Regions from separate parts of the Homo sapiens genome. Here region 1 is linked to region 2. The links are chromatin loops, found by intact Hi-C in ENCODE. Cell type or tissue: MCF 10A. All regions are shown on one strand. Each heading gives the region's core, and the rest is flanking DNA. Links, peaks and the distances in the headings are about the cores only.

Region 1 (10,311 bases), core at 1,709-6,708, 320 kb before region 2:
GGTAAAAAGGAGAAAAAACTTAGGTGTTCCTTAGTTATACTATAGAAATGATGCTGTGAGCCTTCCAAAGCTAGGTCATAAAAGATAATCTTCTGCCTTGTTCTCATGGAATTACTCACCCTGGGGTAAGCCAACTGCCGTGTGGTAAGGACATTTAAGCAGTCCTATGCAGAGGCCAACGTGTCAAGAAATGAAGGCCTCTTTTCTTGAACAGCAGAACTAAGAGGTCCAGCCAACAGCCATGCGAGAGAGCCATCTTGAGAGCAAATTCTCCAGCCTTCTTCAAGCCTTCAGATTACGGCATCCTCAGCCAACACCTTGACTGCAGCCTGATGAGAGACTCTAAGCTAGAACCACCCAGCTAAGCTTCTTCCAGATTCTTGATACTCAGAAACTATAAGATATAAATATTTGTCATTTTTAGCCCCAACACTGATACAATCAAGCATACACTACTATGGAAAAAGAATTATTTAAATATATTCATATAAATTTATAATGGATATGTAAATTTAACTGTTTAACAGTATAAAATATGTGAGATTTCAGAATAATGCATATAGTATGACTCAATTTTTGTTTAAAAAAATCTAAAATTATCATTTGTTTGTACATGTTTGTTTGAGTATGGAGGAAGGTGCCAAATGATTCATATCAGACTGTCACTTCGGTTACCTCAGGAGCATGGGAAAGATTGTAAACTTTTCCTCATCAACCAGTACCTAGTACTAGTAATAGACAACTAATACCTTAGTACTATTTGCATCATATGAAGAAGATGTGCTACTTTTACAATTTTAGAATATATAGTAAACTAAAGAAAAGTGGGGACCAGACGCGGTGACTCACGCCTGTAATCCCAGCACTTTGGGAGGCCGAGGCGGGTGGATCATGAGGTCAGGAGATCGAGACCATCCTGGCTAACATGGTGAAACCCCGTCTCTACTAAAAATACAAAAAATTAGCCAGGCATGGTGGTGGGCACCTGTAGTCCCAGCTACTCGGGAGGCTGAGGCAGGAGAATGGCGTGAACCCGGGAGGCGGAGCTTGCAGTGAGCCAAGATCATGCCAGGGAACTCCAGCCTGGGCAACAGAGCCAGACTCCCCATATCAAAAAAAAAAAAAGGGGGGGCAGGGGAGGATAAACATTACATTTTGATAATAAAATTTTAATTTTGTTCTTTCCACATCTCTTTAAATTTTGCAGTGGCCATAGATAAATTAGATACTTTAGTTTAAAAAATGTTTAATTAACTTCTGAAAATGGAAAGTAAACCATAAATGAACCTTTAGGATATAGATAAGGAACCGTTGTTCTCAACAGGACTTTACTCACCAATCTGATCATGAGGTTTGTTCAGAGGGCTGTTTAAAATGTGAAAAACACATGCTTTCCATCAGAGTGCAGAGCATCTTTAGTCTATGAAATAATAAATATTTAAAGCATTCTTTATATTTGGGCAGGGCTTGATGGGAAAGATGGTCAAATGCTATCCCTGAGAACTTCAGTCACAGAAAGGTAAAAAAGACTCAGGCAATTATCCAACGAGTTCCTGGTTAAACTGGGAAGAGGGCTCAGCTCTCCAGTTCTGATCTGGTCAGCTGACATCTTATTTCTGAAATGCAAACTGGTAGAACTGAAAGAAATGTCTGTATATTGTACACACATCTGAGATAAAATGAACAAATATACACCAAATTTCATTGTCTAGTCCCTTTATATCAGTATTTTTTTTTTGAATCGTGGTGGGACAAAGTGCAAAAGATCTTGTGAGCATCATTTTAACAATGGGCTAATGAGCGAGAGTTTTGCTGAACTTCCACTGGCAAACTGTAGAATTCCCTAGAAAACCACATGACAGGACTTAGTCATCCCGTGTTTCTATATTCTCTTTGCCCTGGCAAAATTAGATTCCTCAAGTCAACTTGATGCACCAAACAGAACTTTAAAGACATAAGCATCTCTGCACTTTTTAAATGAAAAATGTTTTGAGGAAGGTGAAAGGAAAGAATCATTGACCTTGATCATTTCTGAGCCAAGATGTCTGATTCCCAGCAAAAGCTGTTCAAGTGAGAGGAAATGTATGAAGAAAAGGAAATACATACTTCCTAATTCTACTGTAAAGTTTGTCTCTAAGTATCATGTCCCTAACAGATAAATACACCTTTAATGAAATTTTTTAATTCATTTTTTTTTTCTAAAGAGACAGAAAAAAGATCTGCTTTATTTTTCCCGTTTAAAGCTTTCACCATTGGGACGAATTCAAACTTATATTCTTCTTAGGATTCAATTGGCAATGTCTGATATGCTTTAGTTGACAAATCACTTCCATCTTTGTGATCTGTTTAATTCTCACAAAAACCTTTTAAGTTTGTTATCACCCTCTTTAACGGACGCAACAGCTAAAGTGCAAAGAAACTGAGTGATTAATTCATAGCCACTCGGTGGCATAAGCCAGATTCAAAGTTAGGTCCTCTTTCTCTAAATTCTACATACTTTCTTCTCCTCTGCATTTGCCTCTCATGCTACTGTCTCTTTTACAGCCTTTGAATGCTTCACAAATATATCTCAGCCCCACTTCATCTCTGAGCACCAGCCCGAAAGCCTAAAATGAAAAAGCAAACATGTCAGAATTAGAGATTCAAGTAAATGTTGAGCGATAGCACCAATTATTGGCAGCCCGCCCACACCTTTGAAATGCGAGCGATTCTTCAGTCTACACCCATGCCTCAGACAGGGGCTCTCGGGAAACTGGTGACTCATTCCATAATGAGTCTGGACAAATAGAAAGGCCCAGGAGGCACTTGCATATAATAATCAGGAGATATTGACTTCTTTTGAGGTCAAGAGCAAGATTTATTAACCTAAGAGATAAATATTGACTGAAATTTTGGATAGTTTCTCTTTTTCTTCTCAGAAACCTGGTAAATTACTCAGACTGCCACTCAGACACTTGGAAACAGAATTTTCCTCCAGTTTTATGTCCGTCTTTAGTTATAGACCTCCTAAGGGAGGAAAATCTTTGTACTATATTTTAGAGAGATATTTAAAATCCTGCTAATTATTGCTTCATTTTTATCTATTCTAAGACTCGCTGGCCAGAAGCCTTTTATTAAACAGTAACAGGTTTTCACGTCCTTGGGGCTTTTTTTCTATGGTCTTCAGTGTCTGGCTGTGAGTCCAAATTTCAATTCATCTCATGTGATAGCCTCTATTCTTTTCCTCTCTAGTTTTCTCTCATCCTTAAGAAATAGTTTGCCTCCCATGGAAACCCCTCCCAGGCCTTCAAATTGTGCAAGTGGGCCTTAGGAAAGTTGTGTTCCAAAAGCCCCTCATTGTGACACACTTATCACTAAGTCATAGCAAACCCTTTTTTCTTCTGATAAGTTACACACAGATGCCCCAGTCCAGAGGGTCTGTTCAAGTATCCAGGGGCCTCCCTGTCCCTTTGCCCTGTGGCTTGAAATGGTTTGAGTTTGTCTTCAGATGTTGGTCAGATTTATTTTCTTCTTTTTCTTGACGACACGGAACAATCACCCGAGATAACCTGCTTTCTTTTCAGACCTTTTTCCTTGATATTTCTTTTCTTGGAGTCATCTCCTTTCAGTAAAGTTGAAGGTATATCCTCACATTATATTAAAAGCTTCAAAACTGTAAATCTGCGAGGCTTCAAGAATGTACTCTCTTCATTTAAACGTACTCCTTTCTGATCAGAAAGATCAATAACTTCCACAGCATGTTTTTGCTAAGAATGAGTATGTTTAAGGCTCTTATCTCCTTGACTCGAATAAATTACTAAAAGTACTCATTCTAGTTACTTTGAAATACCATAGAAACATTTGTGGCATTAACACAGTGTATTACAGCTTTTGAAGTTTTATTACTTTTCGGTTCTTTTTTATTATATATTTAAACTGTAATCCCCTTTCTTTTCTTGAGATGATTGTGTTTGCCAAAGACCTGTATGGAAGAAGTTTGCCTTTCTTTAGAAGCATTTTCCTCCCACAGACTCATTCCTTCTGAGGTTGTTATGAATTTTTAATCACAGAAGATGTTACTACTATTATTTTCTAATTCTGAGAGTCACCCCTATGCTTTGACACCACTGGAGCACCTGCAAGGCACCAAATCCAGCATGCTGCCTAGGTAGCAGGTGGGAGGTCTTGATAGAAATGCTTAATTGAGATTTGACCATGACCCACTTTCTAGTGATAAGCAATATTTGAGTATGTGACAACTATACAGTGTCCTAAGATAGGCTGTAGGTTGCTTTTAGCTGGTATTTGCATAGCACTCCTTCTGGCTTTAATACATTACATTGTGCTTTTAGCCACCAAGGAAATGGGAGGGTACTGGCCATCAGCAGTGATGTGCTTAATGTGTCGTGCACAACTTGTGAATAGAGAATGACCCTGAGAATGAAAAGAGGCTGAATCTTAGCGATAAATTCACATAGGAATTTTTGCCTCAGAAATGAACTGGAGATAATCAACAGCAAGAAAGTCCTTGAAATTCAAGAGATCTAAAGAAGCTGAAAATTAATCAGCTGCCACAAGGTGGCGAAATCACATTGATGTCCTTCTTACTGCTCTATTTCCTCATAGAAACCTTTTAATGTCAACTATCTGAGGACAAAGGTGTCATTTCTACATTTAAATAAAAACCACTTATCACCAAGATTTACAAACCATTTCAGTGCATTCAGACAGCTTTCTGGGTATACTGGATAGTGTGTGAATAAGTAAGGTGACACTGCCAAATATAAAAAGCTAAAAGTACATTTTGTTTTCTCATAGCTACGTGTGAGAACCTGTGTTCTCCCCATATTTGATGTCCATTTGCTAAAGATTAAGAACAGAAAGAATTTAGGATATATTTTAGAGCATGTTGCAGAAATTCTGTGAAGTGCAGTTTGCTTTAGCTATAAGGTGGGTACATGAACAAAGATGCACATGCTTTTGTAAACATTTCAAGTGCCATCACAGAGAAAAAGGGCAGTGTCAGGATGCAGTGGCCCTGTATCCTGGGCTGCTGCTCACCAAAGCATGAACTCTGCTCTTATTGGTGTTTTCAAATCCCAACACATCCTTTTATATTTTTAGGGATTTTATTGAACACCAGCTGCCTCTTATTTTAACATATTTGATAACAATACTTCAAACTACTGTTGTGGTGATAAAATGAGTGAATTCATATAAACATAGCTGCTACTAGCCAGAAGCACATTTGGAGATTAGACAAAGATGCCTCTCAGGGTGCACACCTCCCTTCTCTAGGAGACAGAACATGGCAAGCAAAGCTTCCGCTAGATCTCAGCTCACGTGACCCTTTCCTGGCCATCCTGTTGCAGGGATCACTCTGTGCAATCGTATGTCCAGGGTCTGCATGTAAAGTACTTAAAATAATGCCTGGCACAAAGAAGATGAACCCTCTAAAAATCATCATCATCTTCATCATCATCATCATCATCACCAGCACATCCCTAGTGGCCTTGTCATTGTAGCCTTACTATGTCTAGTTTATTCTACAGGTGTGTGAGAAATATATCTATAGATATGGTAGCAGGGAGATACAATGCAGATTAAATAACTTTATAAACAAATATGCTGACCTGATGGTGAAAAGCACAATAAAAAATTATGAGTCAGAGTGGTGTGAAATCAAGACCGTAAAAAAAATAGAGAAGGTGTAAAGGGTAAGACCTTTTTACAATGGTAGATCCCCAGCCAACCCCCATTGTAACCCTCCCTTCCACCCTATCCCTACCTAGCCCAAGGCTTACTACAACTGGTACTAGGACTCAGCTACACATTTAAAGTAGGTCTTTTGCTTTATTTAGTGCTTTTTCAGACACCATTTCTGGGACCCAGTAGTACCACATGACTTCCTGGGTGATCACCTTTCTGCAGGGCCTCATGTCATCTCACCCAGACATCAATTTACAGTGACTACTGTACTCACTGGTAGATGGCCACCAGGTATCCCTGACTGTCATTAGGAGTGCATAAAGGACGACGGGCAAGGAACCAGTTAACAGAACCAGGCTCTGACAAACCTCAGGGTCTCAAGGCACCTCTTTATCAAAAGAGCATCGCTATTTACTTTAACTGTGGCATTAGGAGCAGTGGCAACAGTTTGTGTCGGAGCGAGTATGTAATATAGGTAAGGTGTCTGACCAGGACTCTTTCAGTCTAAATGAAACAAATACTAACACAGGAGAAGTGAAGAATGTGACAGTTTTGCTCTTACAGTTTACATCTTCTTCAGAAGACCTTGGCACACTTTTCAGAAGGTGAATAAAGGGTATTCATGCCATGTCATAGGCCACTCAACACAGAACTTCCATTTTACTGATTTATTCTCAGAATGCAGTTGCTGACAAAATGCACATTGATTATGAAAAATGAGGACTTCTAAAATATTGATAGAACTTTTTATGGGGGAGGGAATTAACTTAGAACTTAAAGCATGAATAATATGTTTTGATGATATAGCAATTAAGTCAGTTTTATTGTTTTGGAACTGTTAATTTTCTACTCATTCAAGGGAAAAGGAGGCCTTTGTTTTCTGAAATAAAAATTTTCAACTGTCAGGTTTTGTACCACAGGCCACAAGCCCTTTTGACATCAGCTTTTCGTGAGGCGCTTTTGAAGTAAATGTGTTATTAGTACAAGAAAATCATGACTATTGTAAACAAACAATAACTATTAGTTTTTCCTGCGTGTGTTTGACACATGGTTATGGAGCCATTGTAACACTAAGCCACTTGAAAAGTCATTGATCCAAAGCACAGCATTTTCAGGGCAGCTCTTGTAAATTCTTCCATAACAGAGTCATATTGGGTAGTTTATGACAAGCTCTGAAGCAGTCGCTGGTGGTAACTGGAAAACATACACAGGGCAAAAGCAGGAACATTCATATAGGGCCCAGCAGAAGTCAGAGCCCCATTCACAGGGACAGCTTGGGATTAATATGATGCTGTGCGGGGCAACCTCCCATAGGCATGCTGGGACCCTCATATCAGCCTAGGGAACAGCTGGGCGTTATTAATATGATACTCACTTGCCTTCCCTGGATGAAACAGCAGCTTGGAGAAGTTGATGGGATTGTAAAACTGGAGTGGGAGAGTCCCAGGATCTCTACTCCAAATTTAACAGCAGATCTGATCATCTGTTTTACACATGGGGCTTCTGAGAAAGACTATTTAAAGAAAGGGCCTCACTACTTTTTTAAAAAGCAACTTTTTTAAAAAAAATTGCTCTGATAGAAAGGGTTAGTGTTGGGAAACTGGAGAAAGGGAGATGAAGGAAGAATGAAACCAAGTTCAAACTAGAGGGTTGATTAATGCTGAGTCCTTTGGGCATCTTGCTGGAGAATAGGTGAGGGTGCGGGTGTGAAAGCCGCATCCTGGCAGCTTTGCTGCACCGCAGGATGAAATTAATTTAGATGATGAGGAACAGGAGTACAGAAACAAAGACAAAAATCTCTTTCTTGAATGGAACTTTTAATCTTAGATATAGCAAGATTAAAATGTGGATTATATATTTTATGTATTATTTTTTTCTTTGGTAGAGAAATTACTTTATTCCATTTGTTATGGTTAATTTTATGTGCCAAGGTAGCTAGGCTATGATGCCCAGCTGTTTGGCCAAATACTAGTCTAATGCTGTTCTGAAGGTATTTTTGTAAATGGGATTAACATTCACTACTGGTTGACATTCAGTGAAACATATTACCCTCCATAACGTAGGTGGGCTTCATCCAAGTTGTTGAAAGCCTTAAGAGCAAAAAACTGAGGTTTCCAGAAGAAATTCTCCCTCATACTATAATATAGAAGTCTTGCCTGAGATTACATCCTGCTGGCCTGCCCTACTGATTTTGCATTTAAGATTGAAGCATCAACTCTTATCTGAATTTCCAGCCCACGGGCCCACTCTACAAATTTCACATTTGTCAGTCCCATAATTGGGTGGACAAACTCCGTAGAATAAATCTCTTTCTCCGTACACACACAGACATACACATACAATATGTATATACATATAATTGCTTCTGTTTCTCCGGAGAATCCTGAATGACACACTAGTCATCCCAGACAGGTTCTGATTACACTCAGCCTTGTACTAAAAGGGCATGATGGCTTCAGGTACCACGTGGCCCAAGATTCAAACCCAGGCACTGCTGCTTATTAGTGAGGTCCTGTGTAAGTTATTTAATCTCTTTAAGTCCCAATTTTCTCAACTATAAAATGGGAGTAATATTACTTATCTTCCTGGTATTTTTCTTTATGAGAATTAAATGGGAAAATGCACACAAAAGTATACGGTACAAAACTTGGCATATAGTAGCTGATCAACAAGTAGCAAACAATGTGGATTATCTATGTGTTGTACTGAAGAACGTTCATATTATTTTACCAGCTATTCGGGTCTGTGAATTCAATATTATCTGTTTCTGTTTCTAGACATAGTCAATTAAAAATAGCCTTTAGTGTATATACAATTTCTTAATATGAATTTCATGAAACACTAGTGCCATGAAATTATTGAAGACAAAAAAGGTCCCAGATTGAAATAGGAGTGGCAGTCTGCCTAGTGTAACACCCTCTGGGAGAGTCACATTTTACTTTAATATATTAAAGACTCAGAAATTCTGCAGTTTCATTTACTTTTGAATAATCTGATTATGGTAATCATTTGGCCTATTTACAAATATTCAATTTTCCTTTCCTCCATGAGGTGGTAAGTTTTACCTCCTCACTCTTTCAAATTAGATATGGTCATATGACTTGCTTTAGGGAAAAAAAGTGAATGAAGTGACATGTGACATTTCCTGGTGGAACCACTAGATCCACTTCCCTTTTCCTGTCTTGGACATTGCAGAAGCATAAGTTAGATGGATCTTCAGTCAGTCTGGGTTGCTGACTGACAATATTGAGCAGTGTTTCCTCTCTACTGATCTGTTTTGCTTTTTGTTTTTTTTTTTAAAGTATTTTTTTCTTTTATTATTATACTTAAATTTTAGGGTACATGTGCACAATGTGCAGGTTAGTTACATATGTATACATGTGCAATGCTGGTGCGCTGCATCCACTAACTTGTCATCTAGCATTAGGTATATCTCCCAATGCTATCCCTCCCCACTCCCCCCACCCCACAACAGTCCCCAGAGTGTGATATTCCCCTTCCTGTGTCCATGTGATCTCATTGTTCAATTCCCACCTATGAGTGAGATTATGTGGTGTTTGGTTTTTTGTTCTTGAGATAGTTTACTGAGAATGATGATTTCCAATTTCATCCATGTCCCTACAAAGGACATGAACTCATCATTTTTTATGGCTGCATAGTATTCCATGGTGTATATGTGCCACATTTTCTTAATCCAGTCTATCATTGTTGGACATTTGGGTTGGTTCCAAGTCTTTGCTATTGTGAATAATGCCGCAATAAACATACATGTGCATGTGTCTTTATAGCAGCATGATTTATAGTTCTTTGGGTATATACCCAGTAATGGGATGGCTGGGTCAAATGGTATTTCTAGTTCTAGATCCCTGAGGAATCGCCACACTGACTTCCACAGTGGTTGAACTAGTTTACAGTCCCACCAACAGTGTAAAAGTGTTCCTATTTCTCCACATCCTCTCCAGCACCTGTTGTTTCCTGACTTTTTAATGATTGCCATTCTAACTGGTGTGAGATGGTATCTCGTGGTTTTGATTTGCATTTCTCTGATGGCCAGTGATGATGAGCATTTTTTCATGTGTATTTTGGCTGCATAAATGTCTTCTTTTGAGAAGTGTCTGTTCATGTCCTTTGCCCGCTTTTTGATGGGGTTGTTTGTTTTTCTTGTAAATTTGTTTGAGTTCATTGTAGATTCTGGATATTAGCCCTTTGTCAGATGAGTAGGTTGCAAAAATTTTCTCCCATTTTGTAGGTTGCCTGTTCACTCTGATGATAGTTTCTTTTGCTGTGCAGAAGCTCTTTAGTTTAATGAGATCCCATTTGTCAATTTTGTCTTTTGTTGCCATTGCTTTTGGTGTTTTAGACATGAAGTCCTTGCCCATGCCTATGTCCTGAATGGTAATGCCTAGGTTTTCTTCTAGGGTTTTTATGGTTTTAGGTCTAATGTTTAAGTCTTTAATCCATCTTGAATTGATTTTTGTATAAGGTGTAAGGAAGGGATCCAGTTTCAGCTTTCTACATATGGCTAGCCAATTTTCCCAGCACCATTTATTAAATAGGGAATCCTTTCCCCATTGCTTGTTTTTCTCAGGTTTGTCAAAGATCAGATAGTTGTAGATAAGTGGC
Region 2 (10,311 bases), core at 2,017-7,016:
ACGCTTTTCCCACAGATGCTCACCCACTGGTGTCTCTGTTTTTCTTTCTAGTGATCCTGAAGTGGTCCCACTCTCCATATATATAACCCAGTCATCAGCCACAAATCCACAGGGGATCCCACACAGAAACTTCTGGGTCCTACTCTGCACAGTTCCCAATTTCTGATGCCCTACCCTGTAGATTCCAGCCATTTCAGTTGACCCAAACGTTGATCTTGGTCTCCTCAGCTGAATGAGGCCACAGTGCTCTACTCAGACTCGAGCTCTTCACACCATGCTCAGGGAATTGTCTCCAGGCAGAAGGTAGGGCAGTCATGAGGCTCATCTCTTGTTTTCCTCTTCCCTAGGGTGGCAAGTGTTGTGTCAACTATTGTCCAATGAAAATAGTTGTTTCATATATTTTGCCCAGTTTTAAAGTCACTTATGTCAGGAAAGATAGTCTAGTATCATTGATAACAGCATAGACAGAAACAGAAATCTCTCTTTTTAGCCAGGCTTTGTGGCTTCCACTTGTAATCCCAGTGTTTTGTGAGGCCAGGGAGGGAGGATTGCTTGAGGCCAGGAGTTCAAGACCAGCCTGAGCAACATAGTGAGATCCCATCTCTACGAAAAAAAAAAAAAAAAGAAATCTCTCTTATTTATCTTTATAACCCAGACACTTATAAGTGTCCAGCAAACTGTGTCCCCACTAATCAATAAGTCTTTATGTAAGAAAGTATTGAATGAGTGATACCTTTTAATGAGCTATACTCTTCTAGCTAGGTAATGTTTTTATTATCCCATGAGATCACCAAAATAGATTTTTATTCTGACATAAAATTAATTTGCTGAAATTAATTGGAGGGGGGTAAGAAGACAATTTTCTCTGCTAGTCTTCAGTTGCTTCCATTTATTTATAACTAACACAATTTTCTAGTCCTTTGATGGTAGACAGATAAATACTTAGGCAAATTAAAGCAAAAATCTAGGTTAACAACAGTGCCTCAGAGAAGGGAATTCTCTGCTAATGTAATTTTCCCACCTAGTGAGGGTTAACAGAAGATTCTTTCTGTTTTGATACTTATTGTTGAAAATGTGTATGAAATAAAAGAATTCATTTTCCTTTAGAAGATGTAGTCTTTGAACAACCAGCAAATTTGAGATAGATGAATTTTTCTACAATAACTCTGAATACCACTCCACTCTGTTCAGTCCAGACAATCCCTAAGTCCAGACAATACCTAATACCATATTCAGGTAGAGGAAAATCTCCAGGTAACTCTCCTAAATTATGGCTACACCAAATTCTGATCGTTCCCAATACGGCAAATGCATAGGACTCCACCCCCAACTTCACGTGTGATTCCAGAAACAAATGAATATTCTTTCACAACACCTCCTATAAGAAAGACACTGACTCAACCCCAGCTATTTGTAGAGCAACTTAAGGGAACACATGCCCTTTCTCTGTTTCATGCCATGATCAGAGGAAAACCAATATGCAAACCATCAGTGAAATCTCTAATGATGCAGAGCCACAGTTGAAGGAATCCTGGACCGATGTCTGAGAAATATCTCCAGAATGCTGCGTTTTCTTTCTTCTCAGTCACATTCCTTGAAAACAAGGAAACCAACCAGTCACTTTCTTGGTTGAGGAATCAGCTTATTATCTTTCCTTTATTTATTTATTTCTTTAAAGTTATACCACTTGGGATTTATTTGACTTCTCAGATCTGTGAATTGTATCTTTCACCACTTCTGAACAATGTTAATTATTATTTTCTTTAAATATGACCTCTGCTACCCTTTCTTTCTCTTCTTGTGCTCCATTCTCCATTATTGTTTATCTCTCTCTTTTCTATTTTCTGTCTTTTTATATTTCCTGAATGCATTCTGAATAATTTCTTTTGACCTTCCTTCTAGCTTATTCATTTTCTCTTTAGCTGATTTAAACTGCTGTCAAGCCAATCCATTGAGCTCTTTTATTTACGATAGTGTTATTCCAAGTGTGGTCTTCAGGCCAGCAGCACTAGTATCATCTGAGAGCTTGTTAGAAATGAAAATTCTTAGAACTGACCTCAGAACAACTAAACAGGAGTAGGGCCCATAGGAATCTATGTTTTGACAAGCTATCCAGTTAATTTTTATGCATGCTAATCTAGAAGAAGCAATGATTTACAGTATTATATTTCTAAATTTATAAATTGAATTTGATTCTTTTTAAGATATGCTTTGTAATCTCTTGTTTTCTGTTTTCTAGAATATCTTTGTCTTCTTTAGGCATATTTGTTTTCTGTTTCAATATTTGAAATCTTAGAGGACCTGTTTCTGCTTTATCTAATTTCTGAATATCTCATGCATGATGACATGTTTCCTTTTGTACTTAATGGTTTTTTTTTTTTTTCAATTGAAAAATGCTAAAGCTACTGGTGGATATACTTTGAAGTCTGGGCTGAAAGCGCATTCTCCTCCGGAGATAATCTGCATTTTCTTATGCCAAGTGTGTAGAGATACTTCATGTTTGCAAGTGTTTTGGACCGCTCATGTGGGCTACCAATCCATTTGAGGGCTGGCTAGTGGTTAAAACTTCTCAGAGGCAATTTGTTTTCCCCCTTCATCTGATTAGCTTGATAATGAATGTCCACTCAGTCTCCAATGGCAGGATGAAAAGGAGATATTCCTTCTGATTGCACTGAGGATGTTGCTCCCGGACTTTTTTTATGGGGAGATTGTCTCTTTTTAGGCTTCCTGCCTGTATGAGCCTGAGGCTTAGTCAGCCATTGCCCAGGCCCAGGAGGCAACACAGTTCAAAGCTGAATGTCATCAACTTTAGCAAATGACCTCAAGATAAAAGTGGCATCAATGTTTAAATAACTTTTATTTAGACTTTATTCTAATGAATTATTACTATTTTGTCAGCAATTTCATGCATTTAAGATTTTATGTGTTTTATATACATATATGAATTGTCCATATATTATTCATATATATACATGTATATAAAAGATACACACACACACACACACACACACAGTGGCGTGCTAGAGCTGGCTTATGCTGGATCCTGAGATTGAATTGTTAACATTTCTATCCAAATGTGCATTCAGTGATGTCATCTTTGAACCTTAAAATCAGCTATAGAGAGAGAATTTACACCATAATATTCAACAGCAACAACAACAAATTAAGGCTTTTTTGTTTCTAGAAATCTGATTAAGCGTTTGACCCAAACAGCAATACACATATACAGTCCCATGTTTTCACTTGCATTCTTCAGGAGGATTAGTCTGGCTACCTAATAAATGAAACTCTTTTCTCTCTCTTCTCTCTATTGCAGATTTTGCTTTCCCTAGGGATTCATTGTTTATACTCAAGACACATGCCGATTTGCTTTCGCTTTTTTTTGTTCTTCATACAACCGTGAATAAATGTTCCAAATAATTTAACTTCAGATCAAGACTATCCTTTTGGTGCTCCAATAATTTAACTATAGACCTCAGAAATACCCTGCAAAGTTGTTATTGTTATTTCTCTATTTTATAGATGAAGAAACTGAAGCCCAGAAAGATTATGTAACTTGATGAAGTTTACATACCTAGAAAGGGCTAGAACTGAGCTCCAAATGCAGATCTATCTAATTCTAAAGCCATGCTGCCTCAACTGACTGTATCTTTTCAATTAGTCAAATGGAGTGGTCTCCCAAAATTATTTCCTTCCTTAGTCATCCTTTCCTCCTTTGTAGTCTTTATAATAGCTACCATTTCTTTCCTTCAGTTATAAAAGGATCAGTTCTCAAAATATGTTCATGCAAAATAAAAGGGAAGTGGGGAACTGAACCTTCTTTTTCTGGTGATAAAATATTTCTGGATACTAAGTTATAAAGTAGCTTGATAATTGTTGTGAAATCAGGAATACATTCATTGATCTTTGTCTCTGTTTCTGGCACCAGGTTCCTAAAACTCATGGAATTTCCTAAGTGGTAAGAGAGTCTTTTGTTATTCATAAGGAGTCTCTTTCAATCACACCTAAGTTTATGCTAATGAGGTGACTTAGGGCGGGAATCCTAGGTAGCATCAAGGTGGTGCTAGCCACTAGAAAGACCAAACCATTAGAGAGAAGTGAAACTGCTCCTATAAACTTTACAGAATTAATCAGGGAAGAAGGGAGGGAGAGAAAGAAAACAAACCAAGCTTGCAGCACACTAAGCATTAATCACTAGGCCAGCTGGCTCACTGACCTGCTTCCTCATGGTTGTTTGGTGACTGTTTCATCAGAATCATGTAGACCCTGTCACAGGATCATAGTTCCCCTTGACTGCTCTATTATAACAACCTGAACATTGTGAAACTTTAAGTTTTGCCTTTGCAATATTTTTTCAATCCTGCATACCAGTGAAACTACTGATGCCCGCTGGTCTGAAGAATTCCCCAAGAAGCTGACTCACGAAAAAACGCATTTTCTACATCCAGATGATTTCATCCCCCTTACCTAACTAATCAACAACTCCAATTTTCTAGCCCCTCACCCACCATGGTCCTCTTAAAAGTCCTGGCCCAGAACTCCTCAGGGGGACAGATTTCAGGGTCTCCTCCCATCTCCTCACTCAGCACCATGCAATTATTAAATCCTTTCTCTGCTGCAAAGCCTGCTATCTCAGTGTAATTGGTCTGTTACTGCAGGGGTCATACAAACCTATGGATCCTATAACAATAGGAATTTTCAGACCTACACCTGACCTCCAGGGAAAGGAGGGGCTGAAGATTGAGTGCTATAAAAGCTCTTAAACAAGAAGGTTAGGAGAGCTTCCAGGTTGGTGAACATACTAAGGTGCCCAGAAAGGTCATGAAATCTCTGTACCACTTCTCCTGTCATATTTTGCCTTCTGCCTCACTTTCATTTGGCTGTTCTTGAGTTATATCCTTTATAATAAGCCAGAAAATGTGGATAAAGTATTTTTTCTAGGTTCTGTGACCCATTCTAATAATTATCAAACATGAGGAGAAGGTCATTGGAACCGCCAATTTATAGTCAGTCAATAAGAAGTGCAGGTGGTTCAAGACTTGCAGCTGGCATCTCTAGTAGGGTGGTCTTGTAAGACTGAGCTGCTTCAATTTGTGGGATCTGGAGCTAGCTCTAGGTAGATAGTAACAGAATTGAATTGAATTATTAGACACCCAGTTGATGTTTAAAATATTAGAAGACTAGTTGTTGGTGTCAACAAGCGTCCTAGAATTTTGAATGCTGTATTCTTTTTTTTTCCTTTATCTTTCTTTTTTTTTTTTTTTTTTCTGAGATGGGGTTTCACTCAGTTACCAAAGCTGGAGTGCAGAGGCATGATCATAGCTCACTATTACCTCAAACTCCAGGGCTCAAGGGATCCTCCCACCTCAGCCTCCCAAGTAGACACTACCATGTCTGACTAATTTTTTTTTTTTTTGAAGCAGAGTCTCACTCTGTCGCCCAGGCTGGAGTGCACTGGTGTGATCTCCACTCACTGCAACCTCCGCCTCTCAGGTTCAAGCGATTCTCCTGCCTCAGCCTCCCGAGTAGCTGGGATTACAGGTGCGTGCCACCATGCCTGGCTAATTTTTGTATTTTTAGTAGAGACAGGGTTTCACCATGTTGGTCAGGCTGATCTCAATCTCCTGACCTCGTGATCCACCCACCTTGGCCTCCCAAAGTGCTGGGATTACAGGCATGAGCCACCATGCCCGGCCTGGATGCCGTATTCTTAATGAAGGACTTACCATCAAATAATATGTAAATATGGATAATAATCTTTCTTAAAAGCAAATGTATCAACATAAGAGTTCATAAAAACTTAAAATACTAAAATATTATAAATCTGCAGCATAAATTATTATTGAAGAGACAGCATTATTTAATAAAGCAAATTAACATCTCGTAAAATATCCAATCTTTCTGTTTCATGAATTTAACCTGAAACTAATATTCTGCCATGTAAACATTATTAAACTTTCAGTCTTTGCCTTCTAGGACTTTAGAAGAACTTCAGCTATTGGTAGTATTGGGGCTTAAAAAATGATACATCAAAATATGGTGTCTTGGATGCTGAATGCTTTGAATTAAGGGAAATTAAAAGACCTCAGAAATAAGCCTCAGAACCAAGGTCTTTCTCTGATCTTCCTCCCAAGCCCTGCACCTGTCTCTCTGATCCTCTTTCTTTTCTGATGCACCAGGAAGGACTCTCTCTGGAATTCCCTTATATCACTAGGAAAACCTTTTTCCAAAAGAAATGCAATTGTCTTAAGACCCCCTCCCTAGGAATCTCATCAAATAAACAGGAAAATTTTAACACCAGAAAAGAGAAGACACTGAGAGTCTTCACTGTGCTCAGACACACTTTTTATGTGTTCTTCTGAGACAGCTCAAAAAGATTACCTGGAAAACTTTATCTGCATAATAAGACAACCTTTGTTCACAGTGAAGTTTCACTCCTCACCTTCCCACCACTTCCCCCAAAGCTCAGAGGAACTTTGTCCCAGGCCACTGTTCTTTAAGCTCATTCATTTCCCGGCAAAATTATTTACTTCTACACTTCGATCTCCCCTTGCCCTATAAAGAAGTGCATATAAGCATCTGAACATCATTGGATTAAGGAGTAATCATACTCTTGTGATTCCCTTGTGCTTATGCACATAAAATAAATTCATATGCCTTTTTCTCCTATTAATTTGTCTATTATCAGTCATTTCTGTGAACAATCAGAGAGGTGAAAATGGAGGCTTGGTTTTCGCCCCCACTGTAGAAGTCTCTGAGTCCATCATAGATTAGATAAGTGTGGTAATAGGATAACTCAAAGAATCTGAACGTTGCTTTTACTTAAACATTTATTTTAATCATTGGTACTATAACCCTATAGCTTCTTTTTATTATCAATGCAGAGCATGTCAGATCTGTCCCGTTCTTTTGTGAGCTTCACATGCAAAGTAGTATTATTATCCTGATGCTATTAAAAATATATACTCTGAGTTTCAAACAATCAACTGAGAGATGAGCTTTGGAACATACCAATATTGAGCTGCCAATATTGAGATAAAGAAGGAAGAAGCAGTTTATCCAAATGCATACTGAAATCACTCGTGTATGAGTGTCTTGGCTTGAAAATTATCCCCACCTGTTTTTTTAAAGATAATAGACTCTGGTTAACAGGAATTACTGCTGAACTGAAATTTTACTATACTTTGAAATACTGCAACTGGAGCTAATATTTTTAAAAACTATGCTAAGATCACACATTTTTTCTCTCCTTAGACTCTTAAAGGATATTATTTCCCTACCCATGTTTTAATATTTGACCTTTGCTAGGTGATAAATCAATCTAACGATCTTGGGACTGTCAATTGAGTCTGGACTTGCATTTACTTGAATACTCTTCAAATCTCTTTTTAGTTTATAAGTATTTCTGCTAAGAATAAAACATCCTTTTGGTTCTTTAATTGAAGTTTTTACCTGGATTCACATTTTTTTTTTCAAAATTTTGTTTAACTTCTATCATCTTTGGAATTCAAGAGAATTATTTGTATCTCTACTAATCTACTTAATTTGTGAATTTGCTACATTTAAAAAGATAAATTGGGGGCCGGGGGGGTGGGTGGCTCACACCTGTAATCCCAGCACTTTGGGAGGCCGAGGCGGGCGGATCACCAGAGGTCGGGAGTTCGAGACCAGCCTGACCAACCCTGTCTCTACTAAAAATACAAAATTAGCCGGGCGTGGTGGTGCATGCCTGTAGTCTCAGCTACTCAGGAGGCTGAGGCAGGAGAATCGCTTGAACCTGGGAGGTGGAGGCTGCAGTGAGCCGAGATTGTGCCATTGCACTCCAGCCTGGGCAACAAGAGCAAAACTCCGTCAAAAAAAAAAAAGATAAATTGGGCCCGGCACGGTGGCTCGTTGCACTCTAGCCTGGTGACAGAGCGAGACTCCATCTCAAAAAAAAAAAAAAAAAAAAAAAGATGAACTGATGGAACTCAAGATAACTTATCATGTTATGATTCCAGAGTTGTATTTCTGGCTCTTTGTCTTTTTCATCTTTTTCACATTTGTTCCTTCCAGCTGGTGTCTGAGGCTTCTGTCTTTGCTCTTACAATCAAGGTCAGACAGACTTACTAGCTCTCTGAACTTGTCCCTTTAGGTTTTCTTCATAGATATCTTTATCTTTTCTTTCTCATCTTATAGCTAATGATATTTCACCTCTGATTTCTTGGATTTTTTCATGTAACTTTATCTATTGGTCACCTACATTATGTGCAAAGAAAAATAGCTAATATTAAGAATATAGGGAAGATTTTCTATTTACCTAATCAGTTTTTACCTATTAGATTCAAACTAAAGATTGTGAGTTGCCTCTGCCTACAGTCTCATAATTTGGTGGGCCCAATTCAACCCAGATATAGCGTTAGTCATTCATAAGTTATACCATTACAAAACTGAATGAAAATATTGTCATAAAATTGAATGATTTATCATCAGTTGGATCCTTCTTCTGTTTTTTTTTTTAGACAGAGTTTTGCTCTTGTTGCCCAGGCTGGAGTGCAACAGTGTGATCATGACTCACTGCAACCTCCGCCTCCTGAGTTCAAGCAGTTCTCCTGCCTTAGCCTCCCGAGTAGCTGGGATTACAAGCATGCACCCCATGCCCAGCTAATGTTGTACTTTTAGTAGAGATGGGGTTTCTCCATGTTGGTCAGGCTGGTCTCAAACTCCCAGTCTCAGGTGATCCGCCTGCCTTGGCCTCCCAACATGCTGGGATTACAGGAATGAGCCACCACGCCTGGCCTACCATCTGGATTCTTCTAATGAGAGAACTGAAGCTTTCATCATAATAGGATGCTTACTATCAATTGACCATTCTTAAATTTCAGAATTAAATGTATACAAATAAAGTATCTATTATGGTTCTGACAGCTGTTTTCCTTTTCTTTGCTTATTTTAGTTCAACTGTTGGCATGACCTAATGATAGGTTTTCTCAATATTAAAAGTTGACACCTTTTAGATCTTTGGGTACCTACTGATATTTGTTCACTTTTGAATTTAATTGTCATCATTATGCTGATAAAATCAAATATAATTTGACTTCCCCACTTTTATTTTTTTTATTATTATTATTTACTTATTTTTTTTTAAGAGACAAGGTCTTGCTATGTTGCCCAGGCTAGTCTTGAACTCCTCAGCTCAAGCAATACTCCCACCTCAGCCTCCCAAAGTGCTAGGATTATAGGCATGAGCTACCATGCCCAGCCTATCTGCTCTTAAATGCTATAATTATAATTTTCTGTCACTGACCATATTTTATTTCTGAATAAATTCTTGGCAATTTTCTTTGTTCTTTAAGTGTAATTTTAGATATGAATCAGGAATGTTTCTCAAGACCACCCAGAAAATAGCCTGATTAATATCTAGTCCTTCAAGTGTTTAAAATATTTAGTAAATTGATAACAATTGTTTTATTCTTTATTTATTATTTAATTATTAAAATTATATCCCCTGAAAGTTTCTAGTTGAAGTAATTGAGATGTTTAGATGCAATATCAGAATTATATTAATAGCAGTAACTTTTATTGAGTGCTTATAATGTGGCAATAACCCTACAGATATTTCATTCTTAAAAAAAAAAAAACAGTGTGGTTTACAGATAAGGAAGTTGCCTAAAGCTCATAGAGATTACTTAACTTGCTCAAATTCAGCTAGTATACGTAAGATTCATAATCTGAACCTGGATTTGTGCAACTCCAAAGCCTGTATTTTTTTTCTCTATTCTGCATTACTTCTTCATTATACAGGTGAGCTGTCTCTTCAGTGATCATATTGTCTGATTAATATCTCACCTCTCATCTCATTTTTACTCTACAGATTTTTAATGTATGGTAGAACTAATGAACTTGGTACAGCAAATCCATGTATTTAGTGTCTGCATGACTGATCTATATTAGATCACTAGACTGTCAGATCACTAGACAGTTGCTAAAACCATGGCCATTAGTACATATTGTAAAGATAACTGAAATAAATGAATCAGCTCTGAGATGCGGGCATAAGTTATGGGCCCAAGATATTGCCCAGACTATGAGGATGATGAAATTCAGAGTACTAAGCTTGGGGTCACAAGCTTGAATTGAGATTCTGCTCCACCACTTACTAGACAAGTGACATTTCACAGCCCACTTAACCTCTCTGAGCCTCCTTTTTCACATCTGTTAAGTCAAAGTATAGGGATACTGACCTCATAGTGTTGTCAAGAAGATTAAATGAGATAATGTGTGCAAAAGGTTATTACTTTCTGAAGAACACTCTATAAATTCAGGCTATAA

Evidence for each region. Hi-C counts contacts between places; a loop is a spot of excess contacts. Peaks named below come from ENCODE experiments on the same cell type or tissue, not always from the same donor. Only the 100,000 strongest peaks of a DNase experiment are listed, where the experiment ranks them.
Region 1: a loop joins it to region 2, with 3 times the contacts of the local background. A loop is called at or near these places in 2 of 110 quality-filtered maps.

What each region holds. Positions count from the first base shown.
Region 1 is chr1:96,231,782-96,242,092 of GRCh38, forward strand. No RefSeq gene overlaps it. Among named protein-coding and RNA genes, the nearest start is that of LINC01787, 140 kb to the right of the region's middle. In MCF 10A, for the core only: a CTCF peak has its summit at 4,540 (motif pointing right); DNase peaks (open chromatin) are centred at 2,720 and 4,560.
Region 2 is chr1:96,556,085-96,566,395 of GRCh38, forward strand. No RefSeq gene overlaps it. Among named protein-coding and RNA genes, the nearest start is that of PTBP2, 160 kb to the right of the region's middle. In MCF 10A, for the core only: no CTCF peak of the experiment used is centred there; a DNase peak (open chromatin) is centred at 4,267.